4 separate regions of the Homo sapiens genome follow, and regions 1, 2 and 3 are each linked to region 4. The links are chromatin contacts, found by Hi-C or POLR2A ChIA-PET in ENCODE. All regions are on one chromosome and are shown on one strand. Each heading gives the region's core, a stretch centred on a gene start or an enhancer-like site at or near the end of the contact. The rest is flanking DNA. Distances are from core to core; before and after follow the strand shown. Region 1 overlaps YY1 (YY1 transcription factor). Region 2 holds the start of YY1-DT (YY1 divergent transcript). Region 3 has its middle 53 kb from the start of EIF5. Region 4 has its middle 16 kb from the start of DYNC1H1.

Evidence for each region. Hi-C counts contacts between places; a loop is a spot of excess contacts on that map. ChIA-PET counts read pairs that join two places held with the same protein, here RNA polymerase II (POLR2A). Pooled maps may share reads with other maps.
Region 1: a pooled map shows a loop between it and region 4 (4-fold over the local background). The contact joins two enhancer-like sites. A Hi-C loop is called at or near these places in 3 of 50 pooled maps. POLR2A ChIA-PET finds 5 or more read pairs at or near these places in 2 of 52 experiments (GM10248 and WTC11).
Region 2: a pooled map shows a loop between it and region 4 (18-fold over the local background). The contact joins the promoter of YY1-DT here to the enhancer-like site in region 4. A Hi-C loop is called at or near these places in 1 of 37 single-sample maps with no recorded cell type and 13 of 50 pooled maps. POLR2A ChIA-PET finds 5 or more read pairs at or near these places in 2 of 52 experiments (GM10248 and WTC11).
Region 3: a loop to region 4 is called in a map of lower leg skin, with 22 times the contacts of the local background. The contact joins two enhancer-like sites. A Hi-C loop is called at or near these places in 1 of 168 maps with a recorded cell type or tissue (lower leg skin). POLR2A ChIA-PET finds 5 or more read pairs at or near these places in 1 of 52 experiments (activated T-cell).

The regions. Positions count from the first base shown.
Region 1 is chr14:100,255,220-100,257,919 of GRCh38, forward strand. All of the region lies in intron 1 of YY1 (YY1 transcription factor), which reads left to right. Among named protein-coding and RNA genes, the nearest start is that of YY1, 17 kb to the left of the region's middle. Within about 2 kb of position 1,437, at least 2 of the 41 ENCODE cell types and tissues checked have a DNase peak (open chromatin) inside an H3K27ac peak, as active enhancers do.
Region 2 is chr14:100,237,244-100,239,977 of GRCh38, forward strand. YY1-DT (YY1 divergent transcript) reads right to left here and starts at 1,378. Exons shown (of 2, transcript NR_189150.1): 1 at 1,228-1,378. It overlaps YY1 (YY1 transcription factor), which reads left to right and starts at 1,901. Exons shown (of 5, transcript NM_003403.5): 1 at 1,901-2,680. The coding sequence starts at 2,002. RefSeq lists enhancers at 963-1,815, 2,653-2,734 and silencers at 1,053-1,652, 1,713-1,792, 1,943-2,012, 2,503-2,552.
Region 3 is chr14:103,280,360-103,283,059 of GRCh38, forward strand. It overlaps the pseudogene RPL17P4. Among named protein-coding and RNA genes, the nearest start is that of EIF5, 53 kb to the right of the region's middle. RefSeq lists enhancers at 1,052-1,850, 1,133-1,427, 1,851-2,648. Within about 2 kb of position 1,257, at least 5 of the 41 ENCODE cell types and tissues checked have a DNase peak (open chromatin) inside an H3K27ac peak, as active enhancers do.
Region 4 is chr14:101,946,860-101,949,559 of GRCh38, forward strand. No RefSeq gene overlaps it. Among named protein-coding and RNA genes, the nearest start is that of DYNC1H1, 16 kb to the right of the region's middle. RefSeq lists enhancers at 741-1,402, 1,107-1,226, 1,527-1,716. Within about 2 kb of position 1,297, at least 33 of the 41 ENCODE cell types and tissues checked have a DNase peak (open chromatin) inside an H3K27ac peak, as active enhancers do.

The sequences.
Region 1 (2,700 bases), core at 187-2,686, 1.7 Mb before region 4:
TCTTAAATCTGTATCTTACGAGAATGTACAATAACCACAAAAATTATTTCAAACTTAGACCAACAAAATATGTTTTATTTTAAGGCAAGAAACTGATATTATTTGAAAGTGTGGGAGGGCCGGGCACGGTGGCTCATGCCTGTAATCCCAGCAGTTTGGGAGGCTGAGGTGGGCGGATCACCTGAGATCAGGAGTTAGAGACCAGCCTGGCCAACATGGTGAAACCCCATCTCTGCTAAAAATACAAAAAATAGCTGAGCGTGGTGGTGTGCCCCTGTGATCCCAGCTACTTGGAAGGCTGAGGCAGGAGAATCACTTGAACCAGGGAGGCAGAGGTTGCGGTGAGCCAACATTGCACCACTGCACTCCAACCTGGGGGGGACAGAGCGAGACTCCATCTCAGGAAAAATAAATAAATAAATAAGTGTGGAATGTGGTAATGATCAAGAGTACACTTATTTTCAGCCAGTTTTATTATGGTTTTAAAATTATGTACAGACCATGCAGCCTCTCTTGTCTGTGCTTAGGGCAAACTGCTTTTGCTGTATGCCACTTGGCACTTGATACGTCACTGAGTACAGTTTTCTTTAGACAGAGCTAGTTGTCTCCCTACTTGTGGACATCTCTCTTCAGTCTCCTTTGCAAAGTCTTCCTCATTCTCTTAATATTAGAATTGTTCAGGTTTTGATTATAATCCTTCTCCTCTCTGACTGTATTCTTTTTCAGTAGATAATCTTACAATGTCTTTCTGGGGCTTTCAATGCAGTCTGAGTCAGGCATGGTATTGTGGGCCTGTAGTCCCACCTACTTGGGAGGTTGCAGCAGGAGGGTCACTTGAGTCCAGGAGTTTGAGGCTGCAATGAGCTATGATCATGCAGACTATGATCACTCTAGTCTGGTCAACAGAGCCAGACCCTGTCACAAAAAAAAAAAAACATCTATATGCCAGTGATTCTCACAGATTACGATATAATTCTCTCTGACCTAGGTTTCTTATCCCCTATACATGCATATTTAGTTGCCTTTTTGAGGTCTGCCCATTAGATTTTGCACAGATACCTCAAACCAAAGAGGAACTCTAAATCTTCTGCACATCATCTCTTTCACACTCTTGTCCTCCATCTCATCAAATGACACCACCATCTTCTAAAAATTAGAAGCAAGAAACTCAGGTGGCATACTTGGCATCCCTGTTCCTCCCCAACCCATCTGATTAATTATCTAGCCATGTTTATTTCTCCATCCATTAACAGATGGACAAAATGGTATGTATGTACAGAATATTATTCAGCCATGAAGAGGAATGGAATGTTGTTATATGTTACAACAGGTGGGTCTTAAAAACATTATGCTTAGTGAAATAAACCAGGCATGGATGGCAAATACTGTATGATTCAACTGGTATGAGGTACCTGAAATAGGCAAATTCATAGAGACAGAAAGTAGAATTGAGGTTAGCAGGTGCTGAGGGGAAGTGAAAGTTCTTGCATAATGGGTATAGAGTTTTTTGCGGGAATGAAGAAAATATTTTGGGTATAGATAGTGGTGATGGTTACACATTCTGAATGTATTAAATGGCACTGAACTGTACACTTACATATGGTTAAAATGAGAAGTATTATGGTAATGTATATTTTACCACAATTTTTTTTTTTTTTACGAAAACCGTGGAAATATAGAGGTTGGATTTGGCCAACTGGCTGTACTAGTTGATTCCTGATATAGGTCATAAAGTCTTGTCAGCGTCTACTTTAGGCTTCTTTCATATATTTTTTTGGTTTCTGATTCTGAATTATTTTAGTGACCATCCTGAGGGTTCTTGATATTCTTCAGTGTTGGTAGTGTATGCCACTTGCACTTGATATGTCGCTAAGTTCTCTTTAGACAGAGCTAGTTGTCTCCCTACCTGTGGATATACCTCTTCAGTCTCCTTTGCAAAGTATTCCTCAGTCTTTCAATATTAGAATTGCTCAGATTTGGGTTCTGAGCCCCACTCAAGAAGTATTTCCTCATTTGACTTCCCTCACTAGACTGTAAGTTCCTTGAGAGCAGATACTTTGTTTCTAGCTTTTATTCCCAGTGCCCAGAACAATGCCAGGCACATAGGAGGCCCTCAATATGTGTAGAACTAATGATAATAATCATTTAGCCTGTGATTCCTTTATGCCATGAGTTCAGTCTTCTGTCTCAGCACACTTGAGACATGCCCTCTGGGGTAGACTGCATGTTTGTGTCTCTCCCAGATTCATGTGTTGAAATCTTAACCCCCAATGTGATGGTATTAGAGGGTAGGTCCTTTGGAAGGTAATTTAGGTCTGAGGGTAGAACCCTAATGCATGGGATTAGTGCCCTATAAAAGAGACTCCAGAGTGCTAGCCCTCTGGTTCTCTCTATGCTATGTGACAAGACAGTGTGAAGATGGCTATCTGCAAACCAGGGAGTAGGTCCTCACCAAGAACACCACCATGCTGGCACCTTGATCTTGGACTTCTAGCTTCCGAACTGTGGGAAATAAATGTTGCCTTAAGCCACCTAATCTATATTTTTGTTGTAGCAGCCCAAATGGATTAAGACACTTTCATCAGTAGCTTATTCAGAGTAGCACTGATTCTCAACATTGCTATCATTCTGTATCAGAAATATAAAACATGGCCCACACCTGTAATCCCAGCACTTTGGTAGGCCAAGGCGGATTGCTTC
Region 2 (2,734 bases), core at 128-2,627, 1.7 Mb before region 4:
ACAGATTTGACTTTTCCAAACTGAGTGGGTGCAGTACTCCAAGGGGAATTATTCAGGTTTCAAAGCTCAGATTCAAAGAGAAAACGATCTAATTTGTCACTCCTTACACTAATATTCTCAAAAGTCAAGTCCAATGCGATTTAGCAATAAGAAGGGACTAGGATTTATAAAGTTGCCTTTTAATGAGAATGTATAGTCTACTTGTTTTAACAAGTTGAGCCTAAGATTAATGTATTGCGTACAGTTCAGAAAATCATGGGCCTCAACTGCATGAACACTATTACAAAACAGTAAATGTTGATAATATTTAAGTTGAACAAATTCACAGAGGCGTTAAATCGGCCAAACGAGTACAACAAAGACACACCTTTCCAACTCTTCAATTTGTCATAGTTTCCTTAAAAATCAGGAAATCTTTGTTTTGCTTTAAGGCAAATTGTCAGGTCGACCAAAAGGACAGATAAGAGCAGAAACACTTCGCTGCAATGTAACTCATTCAGGAAGGTTTAACTTGCCGCTAATCCGTGCCACAAAAAAAAATCTAGGCTCTGTTGCAGGTACAATGGAGGACACGGCTGAAAAAATTTGGAATTTTAAATGAGACAAATGCAAAACCTGGTGGGCGTAAAAAGGAGCACCTATGAAAGTGACAAATAGGGGGAAAGGGTGGGCAAGGGAAACAATGGCTGACTGGAGAGCAAAGAAGGGGAAGCTCAGGAGAAAATTTTAGAAAGCCGCCAGGACCCTGTAGTTCTAAGATCTACGGGGAAACAGGCACCCAACGGCTGCGTCTCAGGTTTCCGCGGGTCACTAAAGAATAACGGACATCCTCCCAACGGTGGCCCTGGGGCTCCGCGGGCGCTTCCGCCGAGCTCGCGCCGACCCCGCGCTCGGCCCCGCACCCCGCCGGGCGCTCGCGGCGAGATACCGGACGCTGCCCGCGTCGCCCGATTTTGTCCGTTCGGTCCTCCACACTCACCCCGCGGCCATCGCTCGCCCGAAGCCAGGCGACAAGAACAAACACCTCCCGACGCGAAAAAGGAAGCACAGGCGATTCTCGTCAAAGCAGACTTTATTGGGGCGACAGGGCCGCCCCGCACGCGCCAGCCGCTCCCCGCGCGGCCCCCGGGCCGCCCACCCGCCTCAACCCCGCTCCCGGCCGGCCCCTCCCTCCCTTCTCCTCAGGCTCCCGCCCCCGTGGTGCCCGGGGCCGCGCGGACCGCTCACCGGCTCCCAAGGCAGCGGCTGTAGCGGCGACGCCCCGTTCCCGAGTGCGGCCCCGGCCCGAGGCGGCGGGTTTTGTGGCTGTTGCACCGCGAAGGGCGGCAGCCGCGCGACACCGGGAAGCGGGAGGCGGTGGCGGCGGCGGCGGCGCGCTGACGTCACGCGCCGCGGGCCAGCCAGGGCGCGTGCGAGCCGCCCCGCCCCCGGTCCCATCGGCCCCAATCCGGGAGGAGCCCGGCGAGTGGGCGGGGCCGCGGAGGCCAGCGGACAGATCGATTGGCCGAGAGGAGAATCGAGAGGGCGAACGGGCGAGTGGCAGCGAGGCGGGGCGGGCTGAGGCCAGCGCGGAAGTCTCGCGAGGCCGGGCCCGAGCAGAGTGTGGCGGCGGCGGCGAGATCTGGGCTCGGGTTGAGGAGTTGGTATTTGTGTGGAAGGAGGCGGAGGCGCAGGAGGAAGGGGGAAGCGGAGCGCCGGCCCGGAGGGCGGGAGGAGGCGCGGCCAGGGCGGGCGGTTGCGGCGAGGCGAGGCGAGGCGGGGAGCCGAGACGAGCAGCGGCCGAGCGAGCGCGGGCGCGGGCGCACCGAGGCGAGGGAGGCGGGGAAGCCCCGCCGCCGCCGCGGCGCCCGCCCCTTCCCCCGCCGCCCGCCCCCTCTCCCCCCGCCCGCTCGCCGCCTTCCTCCCTCTGCCTTCCTTCCCCACGGCCGGCCGCCTCCTCGCCCGCCCGCCCGCAGCCGAGGAGCCGAGGCCGCCGCGGCCGTGGCGGCGGAGCCCTCAGCCATGGCCTCGGGCGACACCCTCTACATCGCCACGGACGGCTCGGAGATGCCGGCCGAGATCGTGGAGCTGCACGAGATCGAGGTGGAGACCATCCCGGTGGAGACCATCGAGACCACAGTGGTGGGCGAGGAGGAGGAGGAGGACGACGACGACGAGGACGGCGGCGGTGGCGACCACGGCGGCGGGGGCGGCCACGGGCACGCCGGCCACCACCACCACCACCATCACCACCACCACCACCCGCCCATGATCGCTCTGCAGCCGCTGGTCACCGACGACCCGACCCAGGTGCACCACCACCAGGAGGTGATCCTGGTGCAGACGCGCGAGGAGGTGGTGGGCGGCGACGACTCGGACGGGCTGCGCGCCGAGGACGGCTTCGAGGATCAGATTCTCATCCCGGTGCCCGCGCCGGCCGGCGGCGACGACGACTACATTGAACAAACGCTGGTCACCGTGGCGGCGGCCGGCAAGAGCGGCGGCGGCGGCTCGTCGTCGTCGGGAGGCGGCCGCGTCAAGAAGGGCGGCGGCAAGAAGAGCGGCAAGAAGAGTTACCTCAGCGGCGGGGCCGGCGCGGCGGGCGGCGGCGGCGCCGACCCGGGCAACAAGAAGTGGGAGCAGAAGCAGGTGCAGATCAAGACCCTGGAGGGCGAGTTCTCGGTCACCATGTGGTCCTCAGGTGAGCGCCGGCCGCGCGCCCCGGCCCCGGGATGTTTTTGTTTTGAAGGGAAGC
Region 3 (2,700 bases), core at 7-2,506, 1.3 Mb after region 4:
TGAGCCACGGTGCCTGGCCTATTGGGTGCATCTTAAAGCAGCGATATACAGGATAGTAAATGGAAACGGAAACGACTACTTCTGTATTTTAACTAACAACAGTGATTCATTCTGTTGGCAGTTTTTCTTCTTTAAAAGATGCCTTACTGCTTTAAGCCTGAATGGGCAGAATGTGCTTTCTTCAAATGCAATTTGTGGTATGTTTTTTTGAACTACCTGGTTCTGAGAATTACAGTTTGGATTTGGAGCACTTCGCCGAAGTTTAGATCTTAGTTCCATGAAGTTTCCATCTCATTTTCAGTGATGAATTGAGCAATCACTTTTTCCTTTCTGTGTGGTCCTAAATATAGTTACGACCTACTTAGCACAACCTTGCAATTGGATATGTGTCGCTGGCAAATTAATTTTATACCTAAAGTGAGCCCAGCGCTGGCTGTCAGTTTTGTAATTAACATCTGGTTGACTATGCTATGCACAGGAAAATGGAGCACAAATAAATTGTTTTTAAACTTTGCAATTCTTACCATTTGACTTTGTGAATCATATTTAAAGCACTATGTTCCAAGATTTCTAGATGCTGTCGGATGGCTTTACCATTATTTTTCAGGAGTTTGTTTGTTGTAGAGAAAACTCCAGGAGGTGAGAGGAGAGAAAGCACCCGGTTATGCAGCAGGCATTGCACCTGTGTTATTAGCGGCAGCTGCCTTCATACTTTGCCTGAATTCCTGGAATTTTTAAATAGTGAAATAGGTATGGAAACCTATGAAGAATAGGTCATCTTTTTGTTGATTTTTAGCGCAGCAACCTTTATCCAATTCTTTTTTTTTTTTTTTTTTTTTTTGAGACTTGCTCTGTTGCCTAGGCTGGAGTGCGGTGGCGCAATCTCGGCTCACTGCAACCTCCACCACCCGGATTCAAGCAATTCTCCTGCCTCGGCCTCCTGAGTAGCTGGGATTACAGGTGCCCGCCACCATGCCCAGCTAATTTTTCTATTTTTAGTAGAGACGAGGTTTTCCCGTGTTGGCCAGGCTGGTCTCAAACTCCTGACCTTGGGTGATCCACCTGCCTTGGCCTCCCAAAGTGCTGGGATTACAGGTGTGTGTCACCACGCCCAGCCCTGATAATTGTTTTTAAACGCAGTAAGTTTTATGACATTTTGGTTTGGGTGTTTCTTCGCCTTGGGTTGGATAGCTGTTCTAGGAAAACCAATTACTGCAGCTCACTCCGGCAAGGGAGGTGGGGGGTGCTGATCACATTTCCCTGCCTCAAGGGCAAGTTGTCCTCACCAAGCTGCTCCCTCCCTCTGCTGGAAAGGAAGCAAAACACCAGCTGCTTTCTGCTGTGCTCTGGGCTGTGTGGGGAAGTGCAGGGGCAGCAAATGGAAATCAGCAACATCTTGTTCCCAGTCCTGACACCCCTGGCCAGCAAGACCCTGCTGAGCCATGCTGGACAGGATGGGATGGGCCTCACGCAGATGCCACGGCTCTACCCTGCTCGGCTGCTGGCTTGTGGGAATGCTCCGGGAGAGCTCTGTGGCCTGGTCCCTCTGGATCTCAGCCTCCATCCAGGAAAAAGCACCCCATATTCTCTAAACAAGCCAGCTGCTCCTTTGAACTCCTGACGGCATCACACCCTCCCACTCCCATCCAGTTGCTCAGCGGTGAGCTGGCTGCCAGCTGCTGGACAGGCCGAAGGACAGGGCAGTCACCTTCTGCTCATGTGGGCATCTAAGCCACACCCACCCCTTTCCCCAACTTACACCATCTTTCCCTCTCTCTGTCTCTCTCTGTCTCTCTGCCTTTGTCTCTGTCTCCCCGCCCAGACACCTCCCTGCCTATGGGTGCACGCACACACCAGTGGCAGGCCCTGAAAGTGCTTCCTCATTGAGTCAAGATAGTAGATGGGAAGCCATGCCGGGTGAGAGGGCAGAGAATCGGGCCATCCTCAAAGACATGAAGATGCATTTCTATTTATTCATCTCCCACAGTATAAAAGAGGCTCATGGCAATGAGAGTGGACGGCCATAAACTTAACCAAGTGGTAGCCTCAGTCACAGCCGCTGCAGCAGAGGTGGCATCTACTGGAAGAGGTCCACCCTGGCTGGCGCTTGGCGGACGGCCAACCGAGCTAAAGAATGCAGGCCGGGCGTGGTGGCTCACGCCTGTAATCCCAGCATTTTGGGAGGCCGAGGCGGGCAGATCACCTGAGGTCGGGAGTTTGAGACCAGCCCGACCAACATGGAGAAACCCCATCTTTACTAAAAATACAAAATTAGCCAGGCGTGGTAGCGCATACCTGTAATCCCAGCTACTCGGGAGGCTGAGGCCAGAGAATCGCTTGAACCCAGGAGGTGGAGGTTGTGGTGAGCTGAGATCATAGCGCCATTGCACTCCAGCCTGGGTAACAAGAGCGAAGAGCAAAACTCCGTCTCAAAAAAAAAAAAAAAAAAAAAAGAATGCATCCACTCCCACTGGGGATGGAGGATGGAGGGTGTCTGCATTCACCTAGGACAGACAGACGTGCACATTTTTGGGTTCTCTCTTCCCCTAAACCTCCTGAGGTAATCTGTGAAAATGATTCGCTATTCACTTAACCCGGAAAACCCCACAAAATCATGCAAAGAGGTTCAAATCTTCGTGGTCACCTTGGAACACTTGTGAAACTGCCCAGGTCATCAGGGGTATGCATATATGAAAAGCC
Region 4 (2,700 bases), core at 47-2,546:
GAAAGATGAAGAGAGATTTGTTCGGTCAGAGAGAACAGCATGATGACAGAAGGAAGGCGTACAATCAAAAGCTGTGTGCAGGGCCAGGAGCGGTGGCTCACGTACTCCCAGCACTTTGGAAGGCCTAGGCGGGAGGATCACTTGAGCTCAGGAATTCAAGACCACCCTGGGCAACATGGCGAAACCCCGTCTCTACAAAAAATACAAAAACTAGGCCGGGCGCAGTGGCTCGCGCCTGTAATCCCAGCACTTTTAGGAGGCCGAGGCAGTCAGGAGTTCGAGACCAGCCTGGCCAACATGGTGAAACCCCGTTTCTACTAAAAATACAAAAATTAGCCGGGTGTGGTGGCGAGCGCCTATAATCCCAGCTACTCGGGAGGCTGAGGCAGGAAAATCGCTTGAACCTGGGAGGCGGAGGTTGCAGTAAGCCGAGATGGCGCCACTGCACTCCAGCCTGGGCGACAGAGCAAGACTCCGTCTCAAGAAAAAAAAAAAAAGAAAAAAACCACTAGCCGGGCGTGGTGACGCAGGCCTGTAGTCCCAGCTGTTCGGGAGGCTGAGGCAGGAGGGTCGCTTGAGCCCGTGAGCCGAGATCGCGCCACTGCACTCCAGCCTGGGCGACAGAGCGAGACCCTGTCTCAAAAATTAAATAAATAAATAAATAAATAAATAAAGGTGTGTGCAGGTAACAGCAAGTAGTCTTAAAAGAGTAGACCGAGGTGTGTGCAGAGGGCAACAGTTGGGATATTTGCCTCTGTCTAATTAGCACCTTTGGACATTTGCGTCAGGCTCTGTGCTGACAAAGAGCGCACTGACGACCACAGTAGGGCCCTGCCAGTCCTGTGATGGCACCCAGCATTTAAGTGTGACAGAAGCCACCCACAACAAGCTACATACTGCATATAATTTAAGGGGGTCACGGCCCCGGAAGCCCAGCCATGGACCACGGTTTAAGTACCCCTAGTCCAGCTGGAACAATAAACATGAAATGAGTGCCTGGCTTGGAATGCAAGCCAGGCCGTGACAGAAATGAGGAAGGAGCCGATGGTTTCAGAGGCTGTCGCGAGGAGAGGGCCTTAGAGGCAGGCGGGGGACGACAGCGGACCTAAACTTCTGGGCCCAGGAGAAGTTCGTTCTTTCCTCCAGGATACCTGGAGCCGAGTGCAGGATCTCAGCGAGAAATGCCCCAATCTCAAGGGCGGCACCGAGAGGTGACGCAAGCGGCGCGCGAGGTTGCGTCAATGCAGGACCGCCCCGCCTCCGGCCTGTGCATTGTGGGACCTAAGGGCACCTGTCAGACGCCCAATCTCGCGAGTGAGCGAGATTCACGCGGAACGCAGAGGTGAGAACGGGGAAGGCCCTCCTCAGCAGGAGTCCCGCCCCCTGAAGGGCATGGGCCAATCACAATGCCTCTCCTTCCTGGCCGCTGGGATTGGTCCGAGGGTGCACATGACCGGACTGCGGGACATGTGACCGTGCCGATCTAGGTCGTGTGACCCGTCTGGTGTAGTCCTGGAACAAGGGTTTTGCTGCGGAGGGAAACGGCCAGAGACCTCGATCTAAGACCGGGGTTTGGAGACTGGCGGGCCTCGGAACAGCAGAGCTAGCGGACTTCCGGTCTGGCCCTCTGCTCACGGCCGAGGGCAAGGCGGGTTAGGTCACTTGCTGAGGAAAGAGCTCAATATGTCACGTGTTCCTCTCCCAATGACGTGGACCTCAGTTCCCTCTCCAGTGAAGTGGGCACAGTGTTGCCCGAAAAAGGGTGCTCTGGGGCTTGCCTGAGACGGGACGCGTGGAAATGCCCTGCCGAATATGAATGGGGCGATGGCCTCGCGGGACGGAGCAGCCCAGGAAAGCTGACCGTGGGCTGGGTTGTGGAGCGGAGCCCCAGGGCCTCGGCTGACTTAGCGGCCAGTCGTACATAGTGGGTATGCGGCGGGCCCGACGCCAGTCGTTGTGGACCACTGACTTGTAATCTTTACGACCTCAGTGAGGGTCAGAAGTGTCCGCGAGCCCTGTAGGCGAGGAGAGGCCTGGCTGAGGGCGCACAGCCTGGAAGGGGAGAAACTAGAGCTGGACTCTGCTTGACCCACAGACCCTCCGCCAGGTTGCCTTTGCGAGGCAAGAAGCGAAGGTTGGCGAGCCAGCTGGGAGTACCCACCCCCTCCATGCCTGGTGGAGTCACCCAAGCCCCAGCGACACCCCGGCCTGCCCAAGGTACTGGTGACCCTGGAGGCCGGGGCCCTGGCTTCTCAGTCAGGGTCTCCTCCCCATGGCGGCAGAGCTGTCTGGCGTTTTGAGCCCTTTACACCAGGGGCAAGAGGGCTGCAGGCCAGAGCCAGCAAAAGAGAAGAAGCAGAGGGAATGAGAAACCTAGAAGGTGGAACGGGAAGGAGGGAGTGAAATGGGCAAAGGCCTCCAAAAAAAACAACTTCCGCCTCCTAAGTTTAGTGCATTTAACTCTATAAATATCTATTGAACACCTACTGGATGCCAGGCACTTTTCTAGGCACTGGGCAGCTAGCATTAAACAGAAGGCAGAAACCCCTGCCTTCAACAAAATCTATGCTGTGTTGAATAAGTGATACAGGGAAAAGCTAAAGATGGGGAGAGAGGTGGGAAGGGTATAGAGGATGGGAAGAAATTTACAAAAGAGGCAGGGAGGGCTTTACTGAGAAGGTGACGATGAAGGAAGTGAAG